2 separate regions of the Mus musculus genome follow, and region 1 is linked to region 2. A link is a loop called in an ENCODE intact Hi-C map of the cell type or tissue named here. Cell type or tissue: gastrocnemius. All regions are shown on one strand. Each heading gives the region's core, and the rest is flanking DNA. Links, peaks and the distances in the headings are about the cores only. Region 1 has its middle 2.6 kb from the start of Rrp12. Region 2 holds the start of Frat2 (frequently rearranged in advanced T cell lymphomas 2).

Region 1 (2,916 bases), core at 159-2,658, 52 kb before region 2:
TTTATTATTCATTCTACAAATTCTGTCCCTCAAGAGCATCCTGACTAATAAATGTATAATAAATATACACAAATACGTATAACATATATGGGGGATTATTAGAATGGGTTACTGGCTGTGTCTCAGCCAGTCCAACGATGGCTATCTAACAGTGGAAGGTCCAAGGATCCAGTAGTTGAGTTCGCATGCAGCTGGATGTCTCAGCTGGTCTTCAGTTTACACCAGAATCCCAAGGATGTAGGTTCTGAAGCCAGTGAAGGACTGGACTGGCTAGCAGGGAAGAGGGAGCAAGCTTCCTCCGTCCACATCCTCTATATAGGCTGCCAGAAGAAGGCGTGGCCAAGATCCAAGCTGGATCTTCTTAAAAGATCTGGATTAATGGCGTGTCTTCTAACCTCAAGGATCCACAATGGGGGCCCAGTGGTGCTGGTGCACATTTTTAATCCGAGTACTCAGAAGGCAAGAACAGGCAGAGCTCTGTGAGTTCGAGGCCAGCCTGGTCTACAGAATGAGTTCAAGAACAGCCAGAACTATGCAGGGAAACCCTGCCTTAAAAATACAGAAAACAAACAAACAAACAAACAATAGGCAAAACAAAATAAAACCCCCCAAACCAAACAACCCAAAAGCCAAACCAAAACCAAAACCAAAACAAAGATCTAGATTAGAAGTGAATCTTCCCACTTCTAATTTGTTTTCTAAGAAGAAAATCCCTCACAGGTGTGCTTTAACCATTTGGGTTTTAGTTCATTCCAGAGGTAGTCAAGTTGACAGCCAAGAATAGCTATTACAGAGAATAAAGTGACTTGCTCAAGGTCACACAGCAAGTGGTGACAGGAGTCCTGGTTCAAACGGTTTAAGAGTAGTGATATCCTATGGGTGGTGTCTCGTGGCTTATGTGGTGTGAGGAATCCTGGACTTGATAGATCTTCCTGACGGAAGCCAGTTATAGAATTCACGGGTAGGGAAGTTGGTACTTCACCAAGATGTGATCCCTGCAGTGAGGGGCAGAGGCGTGCTTCTTGTGCACACAGTTTGGAGGTGAGGAGGTTTGTGTTGTTCACCAAAGAGCAAGAAGAGTGGGCCTGCAAAATTCTACTCTAGCCAACATTTCAGCCTTTCCATATGGGTATAGCCCAGGTTGCTTGAAATGCTCCCTCTTGTGGTGACAATGTGACTCTATGCTCATGCCAAGTACCGTGACCTGTTTTTTTGGAATTTTCCATGTTAATTTTAATTGTTAACTTGATAGGATTTATACTCACCTAGAAGACAAATTTCTGGTTGTAGTGTGTGTGTGTGTGTGTGTGTGTGTGTGTGTGTGTGTGTGTGTGTGTGTGTGGTGTGCCTAATGCCATTTCCAGAAATGTTTAACTGAAGGGGCACACCCACCCTGAATATGTGGACAGCAACATTCAATGGGCTAAGACTGGATAAGAAGAAAGCGAGTACCATCAGCCTCTGTCTGTCTGTCTGTCTGTCTGTCCCTGCTTCCTGAATGCAGGCACAATGTGCTCAACACACCTAGCACCTTGTCTTCCTTACCACAATGGACTGTTCCCTCAAACTGTAAGCCAAAACAAATTCTTCCTTCTTTAAATAGCTTTGTTGGGCATTTTGTCCCAGCAGTGAGAAAAGTCACTTAACGGACAGCCATTTTCATATTGACTCCAAATGATAGCTCAGTGGGTTTAGTATTGTATAGAGGGTAAAATATATATGAGCCGAACATTGAAGTGTACACCTGTAATTCAAGCCCTTCACATACACAGAGGCAGGAGGATTGCCATGAATCCAAAAGAAGAATGTGTTACATGGCAAGGGCTTGATTATCCCATCCCTTCCCTCTGCAATAAATAAATAAATAAATAAATAAATAAATAAATAGAAAAGAAGCAAACCAGAGTATGATGCTGGGCCATTGAGCCATCTCTTCAGCCCCTCTATTTTTTAAGATACATTCAGGTAAGTATATAATACACAACCATTACTTGGTGAATACATCTATGTAAACCCCTAAGATATTAGACTATAACTACATCTACTGTGCTTACTCTCAGCTGGTACCAGATTCCAATACTGGGGTCCTTTTGTTTTTTTAATTAATAGAATCATACAATACACATTTTTTTTTGTTTTTTTGTTTTTTTGAGACAGGGTTTCTCTGTATAGCCCTGGCTGTCCTGGAACTCACTCTGTAGACCAGGCTGGCCTTGAACTCAGAAATCCACCTGCCTCTGCATCCCCAGTGCTGGGATTAAAGGCGTGCGCCACCACTGCCTGGCTACATTCTTTTATGTCTGGAGTCTTCCATTTAATTTGAATCATACACGCACATAGCAGATCTCTGTGTATACTATGCAGAAGCTGCTGTTTAAAAATGATAAAATATTCCATTACATATCATTATATCACAGTGAATCTGACCTATTCTGTTGATGGGTGTTTGGTCACTTCTAGTTCTCAACTATCTCTTTTTTAGCAAGTAAGTAATCGTCTCTGTTGGGTGTATATATAGGAATGAATTGCTGGGTAGAGTGGACATATGTTTTATTAGATACTACTAGACCAAGCTAGATGTTAGGGCTCATGCCTGCAATCCCATCACTCACGAAGCAGAGGCAGAAGAATTGCTGTGAGTTTAAGGCCAACATAGGTCACACGAGACCTCAAAATACAAACAGGGAGCAGGGGCTGGAGAGATGAATTAACAACAGTGAAGAGTTCATGCTAGGGCTGGAGAGATGGCTCAGTGGTTAAGAGCAATGACTGCTCTTCCAGAGGTCCTGAGTTCAATTCCCAGCAACCACATGGTGGCTCACAACCATCTGTAATGGGATCGGATGCCTTCTTCTGGTGTGTCTGAAGACAGTGATAGTGTACTCACACACAGCTCTTGCAGAAGACCTGAGACAG
Region 2 (2,916 bases), core at 204-2,703:
GTCTTCTAGCGAACGTCTCCCCCCACGGTCGCGCGCGGTGGTAGGAGCCGCGCGACGTCACCCATTGTTTACAAATCAACCCAAGCCGGCAGCGTTCCGGCTCCCGCGGCTCTAAGGCGCGCGGTACCTCTGCCCGGTGGTCCCGGCTTCCGCATCCCCAGGCTCGGCCCCCTCCTGGCCCGGCTTGGGCCTCCGCCGCGCTCCCGCCCCAGCCGCGGCTCGCCGAGCCCGCGGCCAACCGAGCTGCCAGCGACGCCCGCACAGCCGCGGGGGCCCGGGCGGGGGGCCATGCCTTGCCGGAGAGAGGAGGAGGAGGAAGCCGGCGACGAGGCAGAGGGGGAGGAGGACGACGACAGCTTCCTCCTGCTGCAGCAGTCGGTGACTCTGGGCGGCTCGACCGACGTGGATCGGCTCATCGTCCAGATCGGCGAGACGCTGCAGCTGGACACGGCGCACGATCGCCCGGCCTCGCCGTGTGCCGCCCCGGGTCCCCCACCCGCGCCTCCGCGGGTCCTGGCGGCGCTGTCGGCGGACAAGACCGGGACCCCAGCGAGGCGGCTGCTGCGGCCGACGGGGTCAGCAGAGACCGGGGACCCTGCGCCTCCGGGGGCCGTGCGCTGCGTGCTGGGGGAGCGCGGGCGTGTGCGGGGCCGATCGGCGCCCTACTGCGTTGCGGAGATCGCCCCGGGTGCCAGCGCGCTTCCCGGGCCGGGGCGGCGAGGGTGGCTCCCCGGCTCCGTGGCTTCTCACCGAATCCAGCAGCGGCGGTGGACAGCAGGCGGAGCGCGCGCGGCCGACGACGACCCGCACCGGCTCCTGCAGCAGCTCGTGCTCTCCGGAAACCTCATCAAGGAGGCGGTGCGCAGACTCCAGCGAGCGGTCGCCGCGGTTGCGGCCACGAGCCCCGCGAGCGCTCCGGGGTCCGGGGGTGGCCGAAGCGGACCGGACTCAGTCACTCTGCAGCCCTCGGGCGCCTGGCTCTGACAGGGGATCCCTGGAGGAGGAAGAGGACGCCGCTACGCTGATCCAACAGTGTCTTGCCCGGGACTGTGCGGAGCAGGAGCTGTCGTCCATCCCTCGGGCTACAGCCTCAAAGTTACCGGCCGCGAGAGGCTGTTAGAGAAAACGGACTCTACTGAGTAGCACCAGCAGCCGAGGACCTGGGATCTACCGGTTGAACTGTGGCAGCTACTTAATCCACTTGGACCTGACTTAGCCCTTATCGTGTGCTTGGATTGTTTATAGATGTGGCTCGCAGGGGCGGGAATCGGGAGGGCTTCTAACAATACTTGAAAAACCAATAGTAGATATGATCTCGTTATTTTCGGGTACAGAAGCTTTCTGAATATGGTGCTACAATTGCAGAGCAGAGCGGTTCTAGGGTGAAGAACATAAGTTGGCAGATTTATGTTGGTGGGTTGACAACGCTTGCTTTCCCCTGCTTAATTTGTGATTATGAAGGTTGGGGACCTGGTTGGTGAATTCTTGAAGGTGGGGAGAGATGAGTTTAAATGGGGACATGCAATTGATTCGACCTTGCCAACTTGAACTCAAGGTCAGGTTGGTAGAGTGGAGTGTTGTGGGATTCTTGGGAGCGCTCACCCCAGTGTCTTTTTCTGGAGCCAAGCACAGACCGGAGTGTCCCTTTGCCACCGCGTGGAGTCTCCCGAGGACACGGCCGACATGGCCATCCTTGTAGGAAGAGTTATTTGCGGTTTCTGTGCTTTGCTTTTCCAGAACTACTTCTGCTAGGCCACTCTTTGGCCATAGCTCCAGCTTTCTCAGAAATGGTCATAAGCAACCTCCTGATCTCCCTGCGGCCATTGTGTTTGTGGTGTGTGTGTGTGTGTGTGTGTGTGTGTGTGTGTAGGGGGGAAAGCAGTGGGCACACTTTTCTGCTCTTTTGACCCTCTGCAGAGTTGGAGGGCGCCTCTCCTGCTAAACCTGTCAGTTCTTGGTGAGTGACTGAAACTTTTTTAAAATGTGACTCCCAGAGGAGAAAATGCTGGCTTTTCCTCTTGTGAACCCCGAGGGGCACCTCAGGTGCCATCCCAAACTTTAAGGTAGCTAAACTTTTTTTTTTTTATGATTCAATGGCTCGGTCATCCTCCAGATGTGGCTGTTGATGTACACTTCGCAACGGAGTGTCTGAAATTGTGGTGGTCCTGATTTATAGGATTCATAATTAAAATGTCTGCTGAATAAATTTGGTTTTTGTTTTGAAAAAATGGTCTTTGTTTTTGTTTGGAGTTAAGAGGGGGAAGAAGACCTATGTGAGGTATCTGTACTTGGGGTAACTGGGGGGCTGGGGCTAGCGCTATGCTTTAGTTAACTCCTGGAGGCGGTATGTTTGAGTATCTCTGGCTGTATTTTCTTTCTTTCTTTTTTTTTTTTTTTTTGAGACAGGGTTTCTCTGTGTAGCCCTGGCTGTCCTGGAACTCACTTTGTAGACCAGGCTGGCCTCAAACTCAGAAATTCACCTGTCTCTGCCTCCCGAGTGCTGGGATTAAAGGCATGCGCCACTATGCCCGACTTGTATTTTCTTTTACACACATTCTGAGATAGGTTCTCAGTGGCCTAGAGCTCACTATGTGTAGGTCAATCAGGCTAGCCTCATACTCAGAGATTTTTCCCTATCTCTGCTTCCTGAGTTGCTGGGGTTACAGGATGAACGGTGTTCACTTCACCCAGCTATCTGCATTTGATACATTTACACATTGATTTGTTCAGTGTATGGAGGGTTCACATATGCATTAGGAAAGCCTATGAAAATCAGATGGCGATTGTGGCAGCTTCTCCCCTTCTACTTAGGCCCTAGACATCAAATTTGGGTAGTCTGGCTTGGCGGGGAATGCTTTGAGAACTTGAGGACAAGGAGGCGCTGTGCAGGGAGGGGAACATTCTAAGAATGGGAGC

The links. Peaks named below come from ENCODE experiments on the same cell type or tissue, not always from the same donor. Only the 100,000 strongest peaks of a DNase experiment are listed, where the experiment ranks them.
Region 1: it touches region 2 in a loop (2.2-fold over the local background); 4 of 42 quality-filtered maps call a loop at or near these places.

Annotation. Positions count from the first base shown.
Region 1 is chr19:41,897,262-41,900,177 of GRCm38, reverse strand. No RefSeq gene overlaps it. Among named protein-coding and RNA genes, the nearest start is that of Rrp12, 2.6 kb to the right of the region's middle. In gastrocnemius, for the core only: a CTCF peak has its summit at 1,164 (motif pointing left); a DNase peak (open chromatin) is centred at 1,126.
Region 2 is chr19:41,845,284-41,848,199 of GRCm38, reverse strand. It overlaps Frat2 (frequently rearranged in advanced T cell lymphomas 2), which reads left to right and starts at 68. Exons shown (of 1, transcript NM_177603.3): 1 at 68-2,228. The coding sequence starts at 289. The coding sequence ends at 984. In gastrocnemius, for the core only: CTCF peaks have their summits at 777 and 1,662; DNase peaks (open chromatin) are centred at 768 and 1,661; H3K4me3 peaks cover 2,500 bases; H3K27ac peaks cover 2,500 bases.